Linked DNA regions of Homo sapiens: regions 2, 3, 4, 5 and 6 are each linked to region 1. The links are chromatin loops, found by intact Hi-C in ENCODE. Cell type or tissue: heart right ventricle. All regions are shown on one strand.

Region 1 (4,000 bases):
ATTCACAATTTCTTTCTCTTGATGCCAAAAAGAGATTAATTAGGGCTGGAATTATTTCCAATGGCATTTCAAAAATTCTTAGCTCCTCCTCTCCCTAGGCTTGAGCATTGTTATAAAATTAAAAATAGCCCATTTTGGAAAGTCCAAGATTCTTTAAAACTGAAGTCTCTTATAAAAAATCAAGAGGAGGCTGAGAGGAGGCTTCTCTCTCATTTGCCAATTTCTTTAAAACAAGAGGCACCGTTGTCAGTACTTTTAAAGTGCTGAAAAAGACTACAAGCCTGCAAAAGAAGGCTGAGTGTTTCATTCTAGAGCTGTTTTTTCTTAGTGAACATCCATTGACTTCATTTGGAGGTTGTATCTGAGTGAGCCCTCTTTCTTACAAGTAAAGTAAAACACCAGTCAGCTGAACTCTTTATCAAACATACTCTTCATTTATCTCTTGATGACACAATGTCACTCTTCCCTTTCAAGCTGAGCCTTCAGATTCTCCAAAGGTTTCGACCTCCCACAAAGTCTTCACGAGGTGACTCGCTCTTCAAGGAGCCCTGCTATTATGCCATATGGTGTTATGACTCAGCAAACCTGCAGTCCCTTCTACTTCCGAGACCTGGAAAGACATGTTCTAACTGCTTCTGGATGAACCAGGCATACCAGTATTAGTTCATGCCATCCAAAAAGAAACTTCATGTTCTTTTTAACTCTAAATTACTAAAGCTAAAAGTTACAGTCTTCTGATCTTCAAGAGTTCCCAGAATTATGCTCTCTGGTGATTAAACTCCCTTCCCTAAAAAGTGGCTCATCCTAATAGTGCAATGTTCACTATGTGTCAGCTTTAAAATTCTATGCCTGTAAAATACTCGAAGTTTAGAGAATGCATCTTTTTTCAAACGCTTCTTAACTTTCTGAGGGTGAGGACCAATTTAACAGGATTACATGTAAATTGGCCTTTCAGCTATGACCATTTCAAATCTTGGAAAATTTTTCTCCTGCATACGCTTTATCCTTAAGTAAAGATACATAGTATCTATTTAGAGATCTAATCACAACTTTATAACCTTTAAAATATTTATTCTATAAATTAAATACCAAATATGAACATATAGCGTGTACACATATGCATATATGTACATATGTATGTGTGTGTATATATAGGTATACACATATACATAAAATCTCAAACAAAGAAATTGTCAATAAGATTAAACTGTGGCTCCCTGGAGTATACGAGAAGTTATATACATGAGCTAGAACTCAATCAGTAATTTGGAATTGAAGATTGGCTTAGGAAATAAGAAACTTCATACTTTATACTAATTTAAGTAAAACACTTTGCTTGAATATATTTAAGTATATAGACTGTTAGATGAATTCTATTTTTAATCTAATTAAATTAGAAGTAACATGCATTAGTATATTAGCTAAATCTCATTTATTTACAGTGAATCGAAGTTGGACATATTCCTTGAAAATATTTTGAAAATTATTTTAATGATTAAGAATCAATTAAAAAGAGATTTTACTTTATTTGCTAAAGAATGACTTTCAATAGTTTAGTCTCAAAATTGTTACACATGATTACCAGTGTGAAATATATGAGCAAAGATAAAAATAATACCTCCCTGCCAAAAACAGCTCCTGTTAGAAAATATTTTATTAACTAATCAAATAATCTTCTGGTAAATACAGAGAGATGTTTAAAGGTTGCAATCGAATTACAAGGACACAATAAAACTAAAGGAAATGCAAGAATGCCAGAACCGTTTATTAATAAAATACTGATTTATACAATTGATATTAAAAATGACAGTTATTTTGTCGTTTTCTTTTGAAAATAAGCAAATTATGCCTGTAATCTCAGCACTTTGGGAAGCCGAGGTGGGCGGATCACGAGGTCAGGAGATGGAGACCATCCTGGCTAACATGGTGAAATCCTATCTCTACTAAAAATACAAAAAATTAGCCAGGCATGATGGAACGCGCCTGTAGTCCAGACTACTCGGGAGGCTGAGGCAGGAGAATCACTTGAACCCAGGAGGTGGAGGTGGCACTGAGCAGAGATTGCGCCGAGATTGCGCCACTGCACCTCAGCCTGGGCAACAGAGCGAGACTCTGTCTCAAAATAAACAAACAAACAAACAAACTATTATTTAAAAATTAATGTAAAATAATGGATTAGAAATTATTACAATTTACTTCTTCAGCTTAATCATGTATGATTTCCGTACAGTTTTCACTTAGAAGACAATAAGAGAGAAGATGCGTATCGTCAAATGAGTTTAGATTTTTAAGTGCTCAATTTTCCAATACAGTGCAAAGAAACTGAAATTGCTTTCGGTCAGAAGAAAATAAGATAAAATTCAGTAAAAAGGAAATAAAGCCAAATGCATTCAGTTGGAACGGAACTCCGCCAGTTAGTGACTACAGCGTAAGGATTGTTTTCTTTCATACGTTCTTAGTCTGCCCCCTTGTGGGCTCCAGAAAGCTGTTACCCAGCATAAGCTAACGTGATAAAGTTAGATATCCAATAAAATCATGTTTTAATAATTCCTTTAATGTGGTTTAGAAAAATGTCTAAACTTGCTTTAGTTTATCAAACAAAAGCATTTAAAATTATAAATAAATATCTCAAAACTTACACCTCTAAATAAATTGAAAGAAGATATTTCCTTTAATTCCTAAAATTCTTTTTAAGAATGAAATTACCCATCCTGGGCAACATAGCGAGAGTCTGTCTCTAAAACAATTAGCCAGGGATGGTGCCATAGTCCCAGCCTCTCAGCAGGCTGAGATGGCAGGATCCTTTGAGCCAAGGAGTTTCAAGTTTCAGTGAACTGCCATCATTATGCCACTGTGCTCCAGCCTGGGCTGAGAGAGGGAGGCTCCATCTCTCAAAAGAAAAGAAAAAGAAAATAAATTACTATATAAGCCTCATAGAAATTGGAACTATAAAGCAATTGTCAAAAAATGCTATCTGAAACAATCTAGCTGAGGTGGGTTTTTTTTGCATTTATTTAATGTTCCATGTATAGAATGGAAAGCATTTATGACTTCTTTGTAAAAATAAACTGCATTACTATTATTGGAGAGACGAAGAGGCACATTAACTACATTATCTTCTTGTAATTGAAAATTGCTCCGATGGAGATACTGCAAGTTTGAAGATCTGAACTTCATTGCCGATGTCATTGTCATTCCTTGATTTGCCTAAACTTAAAATTTCAACATTTGTAGATTAAAAGGTATCCTGTGATAACCATCTCCTGGCATATTTTATAACTAATAGATAAATATTGTTGATGTCTTTTAAATTAAATTCTTAAATTTTTAGTATTTAAATAGGCAATCACTAGGTAACTATAATCAATATGCTTGATTTTGTTTTTTATTACATATTCCATATGTTTCATTTTATCTTCTACATTACACACAGTCCTTCCATGAATTCAGGCATATGTTGTTTTTTCATTTTTGGCAGTACAATACACTTTTGGCTTTCCATGTTTAATTGGATGAGTAGATTCTTACAAAAAATAAGACAAAGAATAAACACTAATATTTCGATTAATTATAATACCATTTTCTCAAGTAGTGTTCCAGGATTCAGTATGACCATAACCTTTAAGTAAAGTTCAATACATTGTTTCAAGATAGAAAGCAAAGTAAAACCAGGTGGTACAAACTAAGTTACATGCTCATACAGGCCCACGCGCATGTGTGCACACACACACACATACACACACACTCACAATTTTCTTACCAACACATCTCTCTGTAACTCTTTGGTGATCCTGGACAAGGTTCCCACGCCTCTTTGGATTTAGTTTTCTCGCCTATGAAATGGTACTATATCAGCTGGTCAATATTTTTTTGAACTGAGGTCTACAGATCTGCTTATGTGTCCACAAGTGGTCCAGTAGAATTTTAAAGTACAGTTTTCCCTCAGTATCTCTAGGGAATTGATTCCAGGACCTCTCACAAATACCAAAATCCATTGATG
Region 2 (4,000 bases), 400 kb before region 1:
GCCTTATCCGGGGAGCAGCTGTTATAACTGTTAAGTGGACCTTCATTTCATCTTTCCCTAGGGTGTTCTGGGCATAGCAAGTATAATCTCCTTCCTCCGCTACCCCAACTTTGTTGAAGTATAAAGTTCCATTGTTGAAAAGGGTATATCTCCTAGTCCTGTGGCCACTGTCATCGGCTTGCATTGCATTGTTGATCATGGTTCCATCAGGCAAACTCCAAGATATCTCTGGCACTGGGGAGCCGGAAGCTTTGCAATCTACTTGGAAATCTTTCCCATGGAGCACTTGCTTTCTAAAATACTGCTTGTGGTCAATTTTGGCAGGTTTCAGTCTTAGGCTAACATGCATCAGTATCAGATCATCCCCCATTTTGTTTCTTGCCACACACAAGTAGACACCACTGTCTTTTTCTGTTACTGATCCAATAAACAGGGATCCATTAGGGTAGACGTGGATCCAGCTGCCCACTCTAAGGAGAAAAGAGATTCATTTGAGTGTGCAGCTGTTAGCAATGAGGGAAACTGTTTTACTCAGGATTGCCTCCCTCTGCCCCAGCTTTATTGAAGCATGACCAATGAAAATTGTGTATCTTTGAGGTGTAGAACATGACATTTTGAGAGAGATATATATACATTTTGAGGTGTGTGTGTATATATATACACATATTTGAGATATATATATATATACATTTTGAGATATATATATATACACATACATTTTGAGGTATATATATATATAGAGAGAGAGAAATGACCACGATTAACTAGCATGTCCATCACCTCATAGTTACCTGTTTTTGTATGTGTGATTAGCTTTAAATTGTTGCAATAAAAAAATAAAATTACTACCAGCTTATTGTCTTCTAAGCCATTTGCTGAAAGATGAAATTATCTAATTGAACAGGTATAATTTAGTGCAAGTAAGTATTTCTCAGATGGAATTCAAATGAATCTCCGTTACATAGTAATTTTTTAAAAAAAATCTTAATGAAGAGGCACATGCTAGAAATATGGGAGTTCTAGACACCATGACTTCCTTGACCATTTCACATACCAAGTAAACTAATTGGATCCACAAACATGGTGATTTTGTAATATATATAGGTAAACTCAGTTGCTCAGAAAAGATGCCAGATGATACTTTCTAAACAGTTATTAGTAACAAAACAATTACTGAATCATTTGGTTAGAAAATTCTACTTTGGCTGGGCACAGTGGCTCACACCTGTAATCCCAGCATTTTGGGAGGCCAATGTGGGCAGATCACTTGAGGGCAGGAGTTTGAGACTAGCCTGGCCAACATGGCAAAACCCCATCTCTACTAAAAATACGAAAAATTAGCTGAGCATGATGGCACATGCCTGTGATCCCAGCTACTCGGGAGGCTAAGGCTTGAGAATCGCTTGAACCCAGGAGGCTGGGGTTGCAGTGAGCCGAGATCACACCACTACACTCTAGTCTGGGTGACAAAAATGAAACTGTTTTAGAAAAAAATAAATTTTACTTTGTTAGAATACCAACGCAAGGTTCCTTAGAAGGTTGTTGCAGCATCTGCCCTCTATGGGCAGCTGTACAGTGACTAGTTTTTGCACTAGATTGAGCTGTGTGGAATACCATTTTTCTCCAGATGTACAGTGGCTGCACAGCCTATCATTACCAAATTTAACCACCAGATGGCAGATCTTTCCTGGTAAAACTAAATCTACTTTTTTAGACCAGTGGAGACTCAACTGGTGCTAAAAGTGCTATCAGGGATACCTATATGAGAAAACGTCTTTCTTATTTTTGGGCAACATGGGCTAAGCAGGTAGATAAAACGAGAGGAAAGTAAAAACTGTTTTCATAGCATAAGTGCTAACCAAGTCAAACAGCCTCAAGTCATTTCTCTCTCTCCTATTTTCTATTTACTTTATATTTTTTTGAGACAGGGTGTCACTCTGGAGCCCAGGCTAGAGTGCAGTGGTGAGATCACGGCTCACTGCAGTCTCAACCTCCCAGGTTCAAGCAATCCACCAACCTCAACCTCTGAGTAGCTGGGACTACAGACACACACCACTATGCCCTCCTAATTTTTTTATTTTTTGTAGAGACAGGGTCTCACTGTGTTGCCAAGGCTGGTCTCCAACTTCTGGGTTCCAGCGATCCTCCCGCCTTGGTCTCCCAAAGTGCTGGAATGACAGGCGTGAACCACCACACCCAGTCATCAAGTCACTGTTATTCTCCAGCAAAGGTAAGTATGGAAAGTATTATAGTAAAATATTAGAGAAAATTTTTTTTTCCCCAAGTATGGAAGGAAGTTCTCTGGCATATAAACCAAAGTAAAATCAATACAAATACACCTAAAGGAAGGGAAACTGCCAGGTGCTTTGCACTGGTTGTTTAATCTTGAAGTAATTCCCTCACTATACAGCTGAAAAATTGGTATTTAGAGAGATTTAGCAACTTGCCTTAGGTCACAGGGCTGGTTCTCAAGCCTTACGCTTTCCACCATGCTATACTGGCATTCTTTCCTAATGCTTTCTAAAAGTATTGGTTCTTAAACTTGGCTAAACATTAAAACACTTGTGGAGTTTAAAATAATAATGATGTCTGAGTCTCACCTCCAGAATTTGACTTAATATGTGTGCAGCATGGCTTGGGCATCAGGATTCTTAGAATTTTCCGGATTAAAGGTTTCCATGTGCAGCAAAGAACCACTGTTCTAACTGGGTTCTCAATGAAGATCCCTCATCAGCTGCATTAGAATTACATGGGTCGAGTTTAAGATGCATATTCCCCGGCTTTGGTTTCCTGAAATTCTGCTTCAATAGGTCTCGCCAAGGATGTAGAAACCCACTCTTTAAAAAACTTCCCAGCTAACATAAATAATTAAGTTTGAACACAAGTGTCAAATTTTAGCAACAAAATCACCTGGAGGGCTTTTAAGAACAGATTGCTTATTAAAACAAAATCAGAGCTCCTGATTCAACAAATTCCCAGACAATGCTAATGCTACTGGTAGGGGGTCTTCCCTTGGAGAAAAACTGGCTTAGAGTGATATCCCCTGCACCCAAGATCTGATGCAACTGGAGATTGTGACATATAACAGACAGAACTATTGATGTTTCTTTTTATAAACTAATATTTTTGAGAGAGATAATTTACTTTTGAAAATAGAAGGTTTCCCAGAGTGGAAGACAGAATTCTTAATAAAGATTAATGCAGAGGCATCTTCAGCCTCTCCAAAGCACAAAACTCACATTTCATAACTCAGCATTTAAAAATTCTAAATCTAAACAAATTTCAATTTAATTTAGGTGATTTTTGATGACATTTGAAAAACTTGAGAATTAACATTTACTTTTGAACTAAAGATCACAAGTTAAATTTATTAGCTGTATTCAGTATCAACTCGTGTCATTAGAAGAAAATCTTCAACTCCTAAGCATGAGTACAAATTCACATTTACTATGTGTAATTTTTTTGCATGGATGTTTTCTATTAATGAATAAACAGATATATAAGATGGAAATTCTCATCCTCATTTTTTGTCCTGTAATGGAAAACCATTGTGTAAAGTCATGCCACTTGCAAAAAAAAACCTCATAAGCTATAATTATTGATTTTTGAAGATATAATTTATATAGAAAGCCAGCTATAAAATGAATATTGAGGCCAGGCACGGTGGCTCATGCCTGTAATCCCAGCACTTTGGGAGGCTAAGGCGGGCAGATCACGAGGTCAGGAGATCAAGACCATCCTGGCTAACATGGTGAAACTCCGTCTCTACTAAAAATACAAAAAATTAGTCGGATGTGGTGGCGGGTGCCTGTGGTCCCAGCTACTCAGGAGGCTGAGGTAGGAGAATGGCGTGAACCTGGGAGGCGGAGCTTGCAGTGAGCAGAGATCCTGCCACTGCACTCCAGCCTGGGCGACAGTGCGAGACTCCGTCTCAAAAAATATATATATTCATATGCCTATAACAGACCAGAGAAAGTGTGTATTTGTATATATGTGTCTC
Region 3 (4,000 bases), 66 kb after region 1:
TACAGGTAGGTAACTCTGCTCCATGAGGGGGTAAGGGAGAAGGGAAATCTCCTTTGCCCTCTGAAGGTTCACTGAAAAATCAACTCACAAAAAGGCAGAATAATTGGAGAAAAGGCAAACAAATGTTATTAACGTGTACACAGGGAGAACCACAGAGTGACTATCCATGCCGCCATCTATTTCAGAAGCTTATATACTGTCCTGGCAAATCAAGTTATGGAAGGCAGGAGAAGAGGAATGAGATTGAGAATATTTCTAGGGAGAATGAATGAATCAGGGAGCAGACATTGCACATTATCTTATGAAAGGGTCTGTTCAAGCGTGGCTACATTCTTGGTCTTACAGAGAACAGGGGAGAAAATTGTTCCTTTTGGTGGGTCTGGATCTTACTTAGGCAGATAAAAGATTTGGGGAGACAATGGTGGGGGAAGGTCAGAGAGACCTTGAGGCTTCTTCAATTCAGCATGTCAAAGCACCATACTTTGGGGTATGGTTTCTGACACACAACAAGGTCATTCAGGGACACAGCTTCCTTCTGAGAACTAAAAATAAAATCCTACACCCACCCCCTAACCCCTAACCAACTGATTGGGCTCACTCTCAGCCAAGGGGACTCCAGAGAAACCTTAAAAACTGAGTTCCTGGCCATAACTGGACAGGCGGTTGGATATGCCTATTTATAGCCCCTTCCTTTTGTGGTTTAGACATACAAGTGAGCAGCATTAATGTAAAAATAGAGATGATAAGACAGGCAGAATGGGCTCTTTCTGACAAAAAGACACCAAGTTATAAACAAGACCTAAGGCCACTGCAGGCAAAAGTTACATCATGCACCCCTACACTTAAAGAATAAACTATGTACTCACTGCCACGAGGATTTTCTTTTTCTCTAGCAGCTAAATAAGCACTGGCCTTGAGATAAACAGTATTGAAACAATTGCAGCTCATCCACTTCCAGGCACTGACTCACTGATTCCCCTGTTCCACAAGCCAGAACTATAGCTTTGATTAGACCAGAGACTGATTTCAGTAACTTTCTCCTGATAAGAGACCACCCACATGGACAGGTTCTGGCTTATTTACCGAGGCTTTGCACTGAATGCCTTCATGTCCCCGCTTCACATTTTGACATATAGGGCCTAATTGTCATGCATTTAAATGTTAAGTCTCTACCCCAAAGTGAATATGGGACAAATGTAACATATATGTTTGTTCAGTTTGCATGTGTTAAGACCCCCTTCATGAATATTCAGAGCTATAACCTGTTGGATAGACTTGATCAAGGCATTCTGTATAAATTCCTATTTCATCCTTCCCTCCCTCCAAGTGCCTGCCAATGGCCTCTGCCAGGGGCTATGCTTTCCAGCCTGTCAGAATGGCCACCTTGCAAGCTGTAACCCTTTATAAGAAATAGTCTCCTTTCCAAATTTATAGATATTGTGATTTATAGATTTTTTTTAGTTCATGCTTCTATCCGATGGCTTCACCAGCCTATGCAATTGTATCCACATCTAAAAGGACAAATATTATTTACATCCTTTGATACAGTTCGGATACTTGTCCCTGCCCAAATCTTATGTTGAATTGTAAACCCTAATGCTGGAGATGGGGCCTAGTGGACGTTGTTTGGATCATGAGAGTGGATCCCTCCAGGCTTGGTGCTGTCTTTGCTGTAGTGAGTGAGTTCTCCAGAGATCTGGTCATTGAAAGGTGTGTGGCACCTCCCCCAACCCTACTCTCCCTCTTGGTCCTGCTTTTACCATGTGATGTGCCTGCTCCCCCTTCACCTTCCACCATCATTGTCAGCTTCCTAAGGCTTCCCTAGAAGTTGTGCAGATGCCAGCACCATGCTTCCTGTAAAGCCTGCAGAATCGTGAGCGAATTAAATCTCTTTTTTTTTTTTTTCTTTTTTTGGTGGTGGTGACGGGGAGTGTGGGTGTTTGTTTGCTTTTATTTTCCTGCCTTCTGCCTTTTGAAACCTCTTTTCTTTATAAATTTCCCAGTCTCAGGTATTTCATTATTGCAATGCAAGAATGGCCTAATACACCCTCCACATCCACATTATCAGTTTCAGGAAGGAGAGAAGAGAGAGTGCAAAAGGCCTCCTCTTTTAACCACATGAAGCACATGTCCATTCCACTCCTTTCCATTTGCTAGAATTTAGTCCCACCATCAATCCTGACTGCAAGTGAAAATGAGACATATAGTCTCTAACTGGTAGCCAAGGCCCCAGCTAAAACTCAGTATGTTCTATAACTAAAAGAAATAAGAGGAAGATTTCTATAGCAGGACAAATAGAAGCCTCCGGCCCCAGCTGTTGGTGTTAACAACTGAAGTCCAGAGGTTTTCTTCCTGCTTCACTCAGCAAGAAAAGGTCTGAGCACAAACAACTGTAGCTCAGTATTTGTCACCCTGGTACTATTGACACTGTAGGTCACATAATTCTTTATTGGTGGGCTGGAGGATATTCTGGGCATTGTTGTATATCTAGCAGCATCCCTGGCCTCTACCCACTACATGCTAAGAGCACCCCCTACTCCAGCTGTGACAACGAAAAATGTCTCCAGATATTGCCAAATTTCCCCTGGGATTAAACTGGTTCTAGCTGACGACCACTACTCTACCTATAAGATGCTATCTCAGGGAGTCTATTCTTTTAAGGAATCTCCCCTTTGTTTTTAAATATGATATCCCTGAATGCTAGAATCTTCCATAGGTGTCAAGTTAATCCTATTCCCCTAGCCTTTTGACTCACTCAACAAATAATCTATTAAACACATACTAAATAAAGACTTCATGCTGATTGATGAGACGATATGGAGAGGAATTAGGAACCACATCCTTAGAGCTTCATAGTTTCATAAAGAAGATAATACATGCAAAGAATTATATGGGCTATAAAAAAATAGATATTGACATATAATAGCAATAATACATGACTGAAAGTGAGACATGCCCCTCATATTACTAACTTCTTTAGAATGTTCCTAAGTCCAGCGTGGGTCAATGCACAGTTTTTATTTTATTTGCTGTTGGGATGATTAACACATAAACCTTGTGTTTTTCCTACATTTGCATCTTAAGATGTTCATCTTTAACCCTCTGGAAACTGGTCTCATTAATCCAAGTATTCCCTCACTGCTGTTACATATTGATTAGTAAAATAAAAAGATGTGGTTGTCTGAAGATCTACTTAAGGCTACAATGCTTCATATTTTAGTCTGGGGTCATTGGTTGTAAGTAACAGAGACTCACATAGAGCATATTAGGTAAAATCCAAAAACCTATTAAAAGAGTATAGGGTCTATTTTTCACTACAAATATAGATCTTTAAAATATAAAACAAAATCCTTTCATCTAGTATCAGGATTTTTTTTAACTGATGGTAAATGTTAATTACTGTAAGAAACTTCCATCTTTCATTTAATTTTTATCACTTTAGAAAATCTAATCAGTATCTTTACACTAATTTTACTTGTCTTGTTAGATGAGTTAGTAAGGCTGGTAAATAATTTATAATAACCAGGTCTTATTAAAAATCTAATCCCTTTAGGTATCTAAATTTCTTGTTTTTTCTCTTCTACCCTGGATGTCTGTATTTTGAAGAATTAGACTTTGGAAGTACAGTGGACATAAAACCACTCTTTTCCACTCTGCCTCACTCAACCTTAACAAATCTGCCCATGCCCTGTAATTAGAGATTCTGCTCCCAGATAAACTCCTAAATGAACAAGGATCACATGCTATGTCCTGAATGTAGATTTTCTTTCAAAATTCTTATGTTGCAACCTAATACTCAGTGTGGTACTATTAAGAAGTAGGGCCTTTATGAAGTGATTAGGATAAAATTGATAATCTTATAAAAGAAGGTGGAGGAAGCCTCTAGCCTCTTCTGCCATTGGCATAATCTATAAAGAATGAGCCTTCACTGGACACCGAATCTTAATTTTGAGCTTCCCAGACTCCACAACTATGAGCAATACATTTCTGTTGTTTATAA
Region 4 (4,000 bases), 84 kb after region 1:
GATTTACATTAATCTGGCTGGAATCTAGGCTGTGTTTAATCTCAGCTGTAGCTGTGGGTGCCAGAGGCTTCATGTTCTTCTAGTCTCCTTGCTTTTGTCTTCTTTCTTGACTTTAGGATTCCCTAAGTACTCCTCCTCACAGAGAGTCTGCATCTTGCAGCTCTTTCCGATGTAATCCAGTGTTACTATATTGCAGTCCTGCTGGTGTGGTGGTAAAGTGTCAGTGAGGGGATGCCTTCTATATACTTAGGATGAAAACGCACACTTTTAGTCAGCCTGTGTCTGTGGGCTGTGACTTTCATAAGCATTTCTCCGGTTGTATAGTTTTTGTACCCTCTTAGTTGGGGCAGAAACACTAGAGGGAACTAAAGTGGGAGGAATGCTTTTTTCCAGCTTGGATAAGGCTCAGGTAAAGTCCTTTTATCTGCAGCGTAGTCCATTATGGAGGAGGCTGTGGGTATATTTTACATTGACTAGTTTTTCTTTCCCCTGCTAGTGCCACAAGGGAAACTTTCATGAATATTTACCATGAGAACCTGGAGGGGTTCCCAGAGGTAAAAACCCATAAAATTGTTGAAGCCTCTCTAAGATTGGGACCTCTAGGAGTTTTTTGCTCTCAAATAATCCATACTCAACCTCTAGGAATTTGTTAAAATTAATATTTTAGTTTTTCTGCCAGCTTATGGTGCTAATGGCTTCTGCTCCAGATAAGTTGCTCCACTGTGACTGTCTGGATTCACGTATGTATTCTTTTTCTACTGACCACTATAGCAAATTACTACAAACTTGGTGTCTTAAAACAACACAAATATATTATCTTAAAATTCTAGAAGTCAGAAGTCTGAAATCGTTTACATCAAGCTAAAATCAATTAGTCAGCAGGGCTATGTTCCTTCTGGATGCTCTAAGGGAGAATTCATTTTCTTGCGTTTTCCATGCATTAATATAAGGCCAAGCACTTTTCAAACTGGTATCACAATAGTTCTCTTCTGCTACCCCTTCCAAATTTGAAGACCATTATAATTATATTGGGTCCAACTAATATTGCAGGATAATCTCCCTGTTTAAATATCAGTTGATTAGCAACCATAATTCCATCTACTACTTTAATTCCTCTTTTCTTTGTCATATAGCATATTCATAGAATCCAAGGATTACGACTTGGATTTCTCTTCAGCCATTATTTTGCCTATCACTGCCTGTCCAGATTTCAGTGGCAGGTTGCTCTGAAACCTTAGTTCTTTGATAGATCTAAGAACAGTTGTTGATTCTTAGTTTCTTCAGCTTTTTGTTATTTAAGGATAGGAGTGATGACTTCTAAGCTTTTTTTTGAGACGGAGTCTCGCTCTGTCACCCAGGCTGGAGGACAGTGGCATGATCTCGGCTCACTGCAACCGCCACCTCTCAGGTTCAAGCAATTCTCCTGCCTCAGCCTCCTGATAGCTGGGACTACAGGTGTGTGCCACCACACCTGACTAATTTTTGTATTTTTATTAGAGATGGGGTTTCACCATGTTGGCCAGGCTGGTCTTGAACTCCTGACCTCAGGGGATCTGCCCACCTTGGCCTCCCGAAGTGCTAGGATTACAGGCATGAGCCACCACGTCCGGTCGACTTCTAAGTTTTTTAGATGGTGGGGCTAACACTAGAAGTAGTAAGCACTTTTTCATACTAAATCCAGAGTTCTTAAATAGCAGTAACTGAATCTCTCACCTTTTTGTCTCTGGCATTTATTAGATGGACAAGTTTTGAGTGAGAGGATGTGGAAGGAAGGTAATCTCTCCATTAAAAACACTTTGCTTTAGATTTGAATAACTTAGAGCAAAAGATGGAATATAATAGATTGACATTTCACAGAGGTGTCTAAGTAGTCCTTTGAAAATAAATGAGGACAATTACAGTAGATACAAAGAAGACTGTCACTGGATTATGATTTGAAAGCTGTGCCCTGTATCCGGTGAAGTTTCTCTTTAAAGAACATTTTGTGCTTCATCAAAACCAAACCAAATCTAGTCAATCCTATTTCAATTAATTTGGTTAGCCATGAATTTTTTTTTTAAATAACACCTAGAACACATTATTCCAGGGCTACTAAAATATACATGTACATCACTTAAACTACTTTCTTTCCATCATCAAAGAGTATGCTTAAATACAACTCCAAAGCCAAGGGTTTAATCCTAATCTTTTAGAAATTTTTTTTTAAGTTTTGAAAATTACCTACATATTATGATTTCCTAGATATTGTTGATGAAATGTAAATGATGGGGAGGACAACTGCAAAATGACATACAGGTGTCCTGGAGGACTCCACGTGACTTTATCCCAATATATGTATGCATTATTAATCACCAGGATCCACAATTTTGTGATCATAATGTTAAGACTTTTTTGAATCTTTTGGGCGAATGTTGATATGCATTTTTTATTTCCCTCTAACAAAAAGTCTTAAAGTCTCCTCTCTCTTGTCTTTTTACAGTATAACCAGAGTAGAATGTGGATTTAGGAAATATGATAAGTTGTATACCATCTGGTTCTTTACCATAGACTATTTCCCATGCTATTATATCAGAGGGCAGAAACTGGCAGCCTCAAATAAAGTTTGTTCTGTAGATACATTTTTTGGGAGGTCAGATATTTTATTAGAAAAAATTAAATCAGTTTTTAACATTTAAAAATCAGAAGATTTTCAATTTTAAAAATCTACATTTTTGGCTTTTTTAACTGGGAACTTATTTCCACCCATCAAGAGAAGACTGATCTTAAGAGAAATGTCTGTCTTGGGGAGGAGTGCAGGATGGCAGACCTCTTTATTTTGGCAAAATTCCTACCACACTCTATTGTATTACACCCAGTATATGCATGAATTTTCTCGATAGACATTTGAGTTTGCACTCCCTGACACTTTCCTCTGCTACTTCAGTTACTGGCTCTTATCACTGACATTTAAGAATCTCTTTATAATGGCCTAGAGAATAAAGTTGCATAGGATGCCTATCCATGGAAATTCCAATGTTCATACAGAGCTAAATCTGTTCATCAGTGTTTGCAATAATTGCTATGCTTTAAAATTTGTAAACGATAGTTGAAAGGAAGTCTTGCAGCCAGATGATATCTGACTCATTTTTGTAGTATGATTAATTGTGCTATAAAAAGTATTTTTTAATCTAGTCAGGATTCTTTAGGCTCAAGAGACAAAGAATACTCAAGCCCAGATGAATTTAAAACTAAAAGTTGAGTGTTATGGTTGGAATCTAGGAGACCTTTAAGAAACTGGTAGTGAGACTAGCAGAATTAAAAGATAGGCAGGGGCTGGCTGGGTACTCTGGGCTCTCTTACTAAGTGTCTCTGTTTCTTAGTGATTTTTTTTTTTTTTACAATGTCTCTTCTTTTTTACTCACTCTTCTTTTAAATACTTTTTTGCCTCCCAATTTTAACCTTCACAATGCCACACAATGTCCATCCCAGCCTATGACTTTTTTGGCCACAGTTGGTTGGTTTTTTGAGAGGACTCTGGCCTAGCTCATCTTTTGCAACCAGCCAGAGGAACTGTAAGACAACATGCAGCTTCTGGATTGGTAGCCTTTGGATAAAAGCGTTACTTGTCCAATCAGTCACAGCCAATGATGTGTTAATACCATCATAATCACCATCATGTCATCTCTTATCATTACTGTCAATATTATTGCTAACACGTCTTAGATGCTTACTATGTACCAGACAATCTCCTAAACACTCTAGACCTGATTCATTTAATCCCAATTACAATGTGTGAGGCAGACACTCTTTTGACCATATTTTACGGATGAGGATATTGAGCATGGTTGTGGTGCTCAGCAGGGACTTGAAGGCAAGGGCAGCATCCCTTATTGCTAGCTGAGGGACAAGCATAATAGATGTGTCTAGAAAAAACTGTTTTCCCTTTGGGCTTGCAAAATAGGAGGTTCACAGAGAATTACAGGGTAATCCCTTTATTGAGAAATTACTAAAACTGGTTTGC
Region 5 (4,000 bases), 550 kb before region 1:
AAATACAAAAGAAATAGCTAACCAGGGGAAGGTTAAACCTCTATAATATGCTGTTAGATGAACTTAATGAAGGCAAAGTTATTAACATCTACAGGGAACGGATGAGCTATCCCAGAGTAAGTGATGCTGACAAGAAACTTCACAATTAAGGAATTTTTGAAATATTTCATGACGTAGAAAGCACAAAGGATAAAATGTTGGAAGTTGACTCATACTTACAAAGGTACATGACAATTCTATAAGGCATAGAAAAAGATACTCACTCTGTATTATAAGTTATATACTGAGAAGAAGTCAAGAACTATTCAAGGACGTATGATATGGTTCAGGTTTTTTGCAAAATACGTAGAGGTAATTCATCGTTGGGTAATTGACAGATGGCTTTCTGTGTTACGAAAGATATTTTGCTTCAGGCTAGCAGTAACCATCTTAAGCATTGTATATAGCTTTTTAAGACTGTTTAAAAACTATCATGGGTTAAGGGGCTGATTTACATTCTTTATGCTAAACTTGTTAGCCTCAATTATACATGCTATGTGTTTGTCTGCATATATATTTATGTAAATGTGTCCAGAATGTTGAAAAGTCTTGCATGTAACATTTAAACCTATACCTAGACTTGGAGACCCTGGGGAACCTAGTATCTATTTGCAGATTCTTGTCATAGGCTGATTAAATCAGATGTATGGTTCAATTCTAGGAGTTGCTGGGGAGTCTGCCCAGACTACAACCACTGAATATTCTCGAACACAATTTTTTTTTTTTTTTTAAAGACAGAGTCTTGCTCTGTCACGTGGGCTGGGGTGCAGTGGTGCGATCTCGGATCACTGCAACCTCCGCCTCCCAGGTTCACCCGGGTTTGAGCAATTCTTCTGCTTCAACCTCCTGAGTAACTGGGATTACAGGTGCACACCACCATGCCTGGCTAATTTTTGTATTCTTTTAGTAGAGACAGGGTTTCACCATGTTGGCCAGGATGGTCTTGAACTCCTGACCTTGTGATCACCTTGGCCTCCCAAAGTGCTAGGATTACAGGCATGAGCCACCACTTCCGACCGTACTCTAACATAATTCAAAGAGAAGTTGGCCAGTTTACTTTTATTAAAAATGTTTGCCTAAACTGAAATAAAAGGAATTTCCAATTTAATTCTGTATCTTGAGTTTCCAACTAAGGAGAAAAAGAGATGTGTGTCTCTAAGGATGACTTTTTTTTAAATCATTTTTATAATTTTAGATGATTTCCTTTCATTGTGGCTTATAAGAAAACTTCAAGAGTATTCAAAATGAAAGTTGCATTCAAAGTGAATCTTAGGAGTTTCTTGATAAATTGATGGAAAATTTTATTTAACACTGGTAGTCTTACTCCTCCCTATTCAGTTCTAATGATGATTTTGTATACTTTTGAAACTATAAATTATACATTTTTAAAATTTTTCTATAAGTTAATTTAGAAAGAACAGTCTATTTGTAGCATTTTCCCATGAAATTCATGTTATTACAGCCTTGTTTTTTTTTTTTTTTACATCTGTAACAAAACTTCTTGACAGCATTAATTATTCTCATCAAGCATTTCCATATTACACTGAACTAGGCAGCTGCAGGATACACATTTGTATACATTAGCATTAATAAGGATGTTTAAAGGAAAACTTTAGCAAAGTGCTAGGCTGTGTTACTGTGAATTCGAATGCTGTAAATAGGACAAAAATTGAATTTTCTTCACCTGTTTTGTGAATTTTACCACTAGATGGTGATGGAAGACTGGGGAGTGTGCTGAATTCTGCATCTACTATGATACTTGTATTATGTTGAAAATCGAAAATGTTTGTTCTTAAGTATTTAATTTTAGAAGTCATTTAGGGGTATCCAGAGATTCTTTTATGTATCATGCTGAGCACAGTATCTTTTTATATGGCGTGTGCTTAGTATTTATTGATAATTGGCTTCTTGTGGTGCTTAGTCTGGGTACAGTCTTTATAAGATTTAAATGGTTCCTACGCTTTATTTTGTCCTTGTTTTCTGTTTTTTTTTTTTTTTGTTTTTATTTGTTTTTTTCTAGTATGTCACATTTCCTTATGGTGGTCATTACATGTTTTTATGTTTAAGCTGTATTTATTCTCGTTTGCATGTGTGCACACACACAAAATTTTGACGTATTTAAATTTCTGCATTCCCTTAGGCACCACATTCTCTTGAAACGATGGTTGAGAAACAAAATACTATTATACAATTTCAAATTGAGGGTAAAATATTTATGAAGTGGTTTAATGAATATAACAGTCAGTAACACACACATTGAAAGATTTTCTACAAGATCAGTTTCTCTGAATGTCAGTTTTATGAAGAATGGAAAATTTCCTTTTGGAAATTCTCTGAATATGTTTCTTTTCTGCATAAAAGGAAGAATAAATACACTATTTATTGCTTTCTGAGAAGATTCTGAAATACTGAATGTAATCCAAAAGCCCTAAGTAAGAAATTTTGGATTTCAAATTTTAGATTATTCCCAAAAGCCAGTTTTGAAAAAGCAATCAAATGTAATTATTTTATTCAATATTAATAGAGTATTATGTAACTTCTGACACTAGCATCATGTATTATTCCCATTGATGTTATTTAGCTCATGTAAATGATTCATTTTTCATTGGCCTGGATAAATATTTTTCATGCCACAGCGTGGGAATTGGTATGAAATATAAGCAGTTTGATATTGATGGTTTTTGTCATATGACTTTTAAAAAAATAGGGATGATGTTCTCTGTGTTTTTAGCCTACGTTTGAAGATATTCCATTGATTTAATAATGTCATGTAGGAGAAATAAAGCTACTATCACATTAAACATGCCTAGTAACTATATAGCAGTCTAATTTTAGAAACATTAAAGTGGGATTTAGATGTTTTAAAGACCTCTTAGAATTGAGGCCTGAATGAAAGGATTAAATGAGATATGGGATAGAGAAGTACTTGCTAAACTCCAGAGTGCTGAATGGAGCCAGTTGATGCTGTTAAAGAGGTCATACATTTAATAGCTTATATAAACACGAAAGTAGATAATATCATTTTTGAGATTATTGCCTGGGAGCTGTGGTGTGGTAGAAACAGAGGATGAAGAGGATAGGACATGTACTGAAGGTATTTTCCCAGCAATAATATTGCTCCTTTTTTTTTTTTTTTTTGGATGGAGTTTTGCTCTTTTGTCCAGGCTGGAGTGCAGTGGCATGATCTTGGCTCACTGCAACCTCCCCATCTGGAGTTCAAAAGATTCTCCTGCCTCAGCCTTCTAAGTAGCTGGGATTACAGGTGTGTGCCACCATGCCCAGCTAATTTTTGTATTTTTAGTAGAGACGGGGGGTTTCACCATGTTGGTCAGGCTGGTCTCGAGCTCCTGACCTTGGCTTCCCTAAGTGCTGGGATTACAGGTGTGAGCCACTGCGCGCAGCTTGCTCCTCTTCTTTTTTTTGAGATGGAATTTTGCTCTTGTTGCCCAAGCTGGAATGCAATGGCACGATCTCGGCTCACTGCAACCTCCACCTCCCGGGTTCAAGCAATTCTCCTGCCTCAGCCTTCCGAGTAGATGGGATTACAGGCATGCGCCACCACGCCCGGCTGATTTTGTATTTTTAGTAGAGACGGGGTTTCTCCATGTTGGTCAGGCTGGTCTGCTCCTCCTCTATATATATACGGAAGCTGTAATTTACCTGTGACTTTCTGGGGAAAGTGGAGAAAAGAATTGGCCTTTCAAATTGCCTTTTCTTAATTAGCTGATCTAAAATATGACTATCTTAATCTAGCCAGTGACACACAATTGGGGGCGGTGATAGCTATGCAAATGACCAACTGAGGTATATATAAATTCATGCACTTCAGTGTCCATTGCATTTATAGAATTGGAATCTTGATGGACAGATATTTTGATAGAAGTCCTCAGATAATCCTTTTAACCCCTTTGCCATTAACCTCTCTGCTAAACCTGACTGACTTAGATAGAGTAAGACACTA
Region 6 (4,000 bases), 370 kb before region 1:
AGAGTCTCACTCTGTCTCCCAGGCTGGAGTGCAATGGCACAATCTCAGCTCATTGCAGCCTCCACCTCCTGGGTTCAAATGATTCTCCTGCCTTCGCCTCCCGAGTAGCTGGGACTACAGGCACCTGCCACCATGCCCAGCTAATTTTTGTATTTTTAGTAGAGACAGGGTTTCACCATGTTGGTCAGGCTAGTCTTGAACTCCTGACCTCAGGTGATCCACCCGCCTCGGCCTCCTAAAGGGCTAGGATTACAGTAGTGAGCCATTATGCCTGGCTCAACGTGTGCATTTTTAGAAAAATGGGTTAACCCCACTAAAGAGAACTTAAGATGGTCGAAATGAGGAAGTTATAATTTGGAAAAAATTGTGTATTTGTGAGGCATATTGGAAAAAGACTATGTCCCACAGAAACAGTGGGACATAGTCTTTCATTGGTATGCAGAGGTCTCCAAAAGACTAAATGAATCAAAAATTAACTCCTTGAAAGATTCTTTGCAAAAAGCAAATGGAAAGCTTAGGCACCAGACCAAGGACATGACAAAAGAGGGCTGTGCTCTGACTGAACTAACTTCGACTGTTTCTTCTCTTTATCCATTTCTGCCTATATACTGAGTCCACTAACCTTTTTGCTAAATTACCCTTTCACCCTGAAGATGATGAAAAAGAGGAAGTTAGATGCCTTACAAAGTAAGACCTGATCAGCCAGGCCTGTCTGCTATAACTACTTTCACTCCATGGTCTAAAACTGAGCTTAAAGTTTTGTGAAGGACTTCCCTTATTCAAGGGAAAATCTCAAAAATTTACTGAGGAATTTAGAATCCTAATAGGAGCTTACAAGCCAGGGCTTCCTGACCTTTACCAATTTATTCACATGATATTAGGGCCTGATGAAGCTCAAGAATGGATGGCAGTAGCAGAATGGGACAAACCTGAGGAGGGTATTAAAGACCCCTCCAAAAGCTCCTCATGAGAAGGACCAAAAGTAGCTAGAAAAATGGCTGAGCCGGGCGCGGTGGCTCACGCCTGTAATCCCAGCACTTTGGGAGGCCGAGGTGGGTGGATCACGAGGTCAGGAGATCGAGACCGTCCTGGCTAACGCAGTGAAACCCCGTCTCTACTAAAAATACAAAAAATTAGCCGGGCGAGGTGGCGGGCACCTGTAGTCCCAGCTACTCGGGAGGCTGAGGCAGGAGAATGGCGTGAACCCCGGGGTCAGAGCCTGCAGTGAGCCGAGATCGTGCCACTGCATTCCAGCCTGGGCGACAGCGAGACTCCATCTCAAAAAAAAAAAGAAAAAAGAAAAAAGAAAAAAAGAAAGAAAAATGGCTGAAAACATTTTACATTCAATTTCTAATATTTTTCTGCAAAAAGTTGATTAGTCTGTCATACAATCTTGTAAACAAAAACAAAAGGATGAACCAGTTTGAGATTACAGAACTCGCTTAGAGACATTGTTTGTGAAACATTCTGGGCTTAAAGTACGGCAAGGAGTATTTCCTGCAGGGACTGAAATAGCATTAACTGCTCTATTATAAATGGACTCCGTCCTGAACTTAGAAGTTTAATTAAAAAACATAAGCTTGGATGGGAAGTTACAGATATGACTGAATTGGTGGCTTTAGCTGAACATTTTGAGAGGACTCTAGAGCAAGAAAAAGCTCAAAAAGCTAACAAGCTGACCCTTCAGTTACAATGGCTACAGGGGCTGCGACCAAAGGGACCTTTCTCATTCTCATTTTAAATCACAACCGAGAGATCCTAGAACAAGAAATTCTTTACCCCAAGATATCTGCCTTTATTGCAAACAACCAGGGCATTGGAAAAGGGATTGACCGCTTTTATGTAAGAGGTCTGCCAATAAGCCTCCCTTTAGGCTGAACTGTTTCTCCACTAGAGGGAGCCCAAGAGACCTTAGCCCTCCTGATAATGGCATTGACGGGGCTCCCAGGGATTCTCTACTAAATTGCTCCCGTAATACCTTTAAATGAACATGGAGAAACAGGTTAAAATAAATGGGGAGTCGTGTACAGTCCCGATGAATACTGGAGCTATTCTATCTACCATAAACCCCACTTTAATAAGCCAGTAAATCCCTAGAAGTAAAAAGGGTCATTTTTGTGAGGGTTGTTTGTATTTTTAAAATTTATTTTACGTTCCAGGATACATGTACAGGACGTGCAGGTTACATAGGTAAATGTGTGTCATGGTGGTTTGCTGCACCTATCAACCCATCACCTAGGTATTAAGTCCTGCACCCATTAGCTATTTATCCTGATGCTCTCCCTCCCCCTGCCCTGCTGCCTAGGCCCCAGTGTATGTTGTTCCCCTCCCTGTGTCCATGTGTTCTCATTGTTCAGCTCCCACTTATAAATGAGAACATATGGTGTTTGGTTTTCTCTTCCTGCATTAGTTTGCTGAGGATAATGGCTTCCAGCTCCACCCATGTCCCTGCAAAGGATATGATTTCATTTCTTTTTTATAGCTGCATAGTATTTCATGGTGTATACTTACCACAGTTTCTTTATTCATTCTATCATTGTTGGGCATTTGGGTTGATTCCATGTCTTTGCTATCGTGAATAGTGCTGCAATGAACATATGCATGCATGTATCTTTATAATAGAATGATTTACATTCCTTTGGGTATATACCCAGTAATGGGTTTACTGGGTCAAATGGTATTTCTGTTTCTAGGTTTTTGAGGAATTGCCACAGTCTTCCACAATGGCTGAAATAATTTACATTCTGTGGTGGGGGTTTCAAATCAAGTTCAAGACATTCCTGTATCTGAACCCATCCAATTAACATTGGGGCCCTTTTCAGAAAAATATACTTTTGTACTATGTGATGCTGCTCCAGTAAACTTGTTAGGGTGAGATTTACTTTCAAGTTAAAAGGGCATGTAAACCTTCTTCAGAGTTTCCTGATTCTCCTGAAGCAGAATTGTTATGCTGTCTACAGAAATAAATTGATAAGATAGAAACTCAGGCCTGTAATACCCCTGATCTCTCAAAAATACTTGAATGTTTATGGGCCTCTTCCCCAACTGATATAGGAAGAATTAAAAGTGTGCAACCTATGAAAGTCCAAATAGATCATCCTAAACCTTTGCCTAAATTACCCCAATATCCACTAAAATCTGAAGCAATTCAAGAGCTCTAACCAATTGTAGAAGATTTAATTAAACAAGGACTCATACTCCCATGCAGGAGCCCTTGTAACACTCCAATCCTAGCAGTTAAAAAGCCAAAAGGATGAGGTTGAAGATTTGTTCAAGATTTACAGGCAATAATAAAATTGTAATACCAAGATTTCCCGTAGTCCCAAATTCTAATATTTTATTATCTAATGTACCCACTGATTCCAAGTGTTCACAATAATAGATCTCTGCTCAGCCTTCTTTAGCATTCCAGTTTATAAAGAGAGTCAATACTAGTTTGCCTTTACTTGGTAAAATCAGCAGTACACTTGGCCTGTAATGCCACAAGGATTTACCAAAGCCCTTTCTATTTTTCCCAGGCATTGCATCAAGACTTAATGACACTACAGTTGCCTCAAAATTCTACTCTCATTCAGTACATAGATGAATATATGCTGTCCCACTAAGGAGTGCTCTGTAATGGACTCAGTTTACCTTTTACAGCAACTTTCATACAAAGGTCACAAGGCTTCAGTGGAAAAACTTAAGTTTTCAAGGCAAAAAGTCCACCATTTGGGATGTGACTTGGCTGCTGAAGGAATTTCCCTCTCAACTAAGAGGATAACAGCTATTCAAAGTTTTCCTTGACCTGCAACCAAAAGACAATTAAGAAGTTTTCTTGGACTTGCAGGATGTTGCAGATTCTGAGTTCCAATTTTTTCCTTAATAGCTTCACCATTGTATGAGCTCACTAATAATGCTATACCAGAGCCTTTACCTTGGGAAGACAGTCATGAGCAGGCTGTTGGCCAAATAAAGTTGACCTTACAACAGCCCTCATCTTTAGGACTTCCAAATTACA

Evidence for each region. A loop is a pair of places that touch in the nucleus more often than their neighbours do. Peaks named below come from ENCODE experiments on the same cell type or tissue, not always from the same donor. Only the 100,000 strongest peaks of a DNase experiment are listed, where the experiment ranks them.
Region 2: a loop joins it to region 1, with 13 times the contacts of the local background. A loop is called at or near these places in 95 of 110 quality-filtered maps.
Region 3: it touches region 1 in a loop (2.2-fold over the local background); 35 of 110 quality-filtered maps call a loop at or near these places.
Region 4: it touches region 1 in a loop (3-fold over the local background); 35 of 110 quality-filtered maps call a loop at or near these places.
Region 5: it touches region 1 in a loop (8-fold over the local background); 28 of 110 quality-filtered maps call a loop at or near these places.
Region 6: a loop joins it to region 1, with 21 times the contacts of the local background. A loop is called at or near these places in 40 of 110 quality-filtered maps.

Annotation. Positions count from the first base shown.
Region 1 is chr3:151,836,719-151,840,718 of GRCh38, forward strand. The region is part of intron 1 of AADACL2-AS1 (AADACL2 antisense RNA 1); the gene reads right to left. Among named protein-coding and RNA genes, the nearest start is that of AADAC, 25 kb to the left of the region's middle. In heart right ventricle, CTCF peaks have their summits at 2,469 (motif pointing left) and 2,676; a DNase peak (open chromatin) is centred at 2,475; H3K4me3 peaks cover 475 bases; H3K27ac peaks cover 1,011 bases.
Region 2 is chr3:151,438,128-151,442,127 of GRCh38, forward strand. It overlaps IGSF10 (immunoglobulin superfamily member 10), which reads right to left. Exons shown (of 8, transcript NM_178822.5): 8 at 1-470. Among named protein-coding and RNA genes, the nearest start is that of IGSF10, 21 kb to the right of the region's middle. In heart right ventricle, CTCF peaks have their summits at 1,654 (motif pointing right) and 1,871; no DNase peak of the experiment used is centred here.
Region 3 is chr3:151,902,926-151,906,925 of GRCh38, forward strand. All of the region lies in intron 1 of AADACL2-AS1 (AADACL2 antisense RNA 1), which reads right to left. Among named protein-coding and RNA genes, the nearest start is that of AADACL2-AS1, 23 kb to the right of the region's middle. In heart right ventricle, no CTCF peak of the experiment used is centred here; no DNase peak of the experiment used is centred here; H3K27ac peaks cover 1,152 bases.
Region 4 is chr3:151,920,961-151,924,960 of GRCh38, forward strand. The region is part of intron 1 of AADACL2-AS1 (AADACL2 antisense RNA 1); the gene reads right to left. Among named protein-coding and RNA genes, the nearest start is that of AADACL2-AS1, 5.2 kb to the right of the region's middle. In heart right ventricle, no CTCF peak of the experiment used is centred here; no DNase peak of the experiment used is centred here.
Region 5 is chr3:151,289,129-151,293,128 of GRCh38, forward strand. The region is part of intron 16 of MED12L (mediator complex subunit 12L); the gene reads left to right. Among named protein-coding and RNA genes, the nearest start is that of P2RY14, 13 kb to the left of the region's middle. In heart right ventricle, a CTCF peak has its summit at 1,735 (motif pointing right); no DNase peak of the experiment used is centred here.
Region 6 is chr3:151,466,602-151,470,601 of GRCh38, forward strand. It overlaps a transcript of IGSF10 not described here. Among named protein-coding and RNA genes, the nearest start is that of IGSF10, 7.5 kb to the left of the region's middle. In heart right ventricle, CTCF peaks have their summits at 1,896 (motif pointing right) and 2,096; no DNase peak of the experiment used is centred here.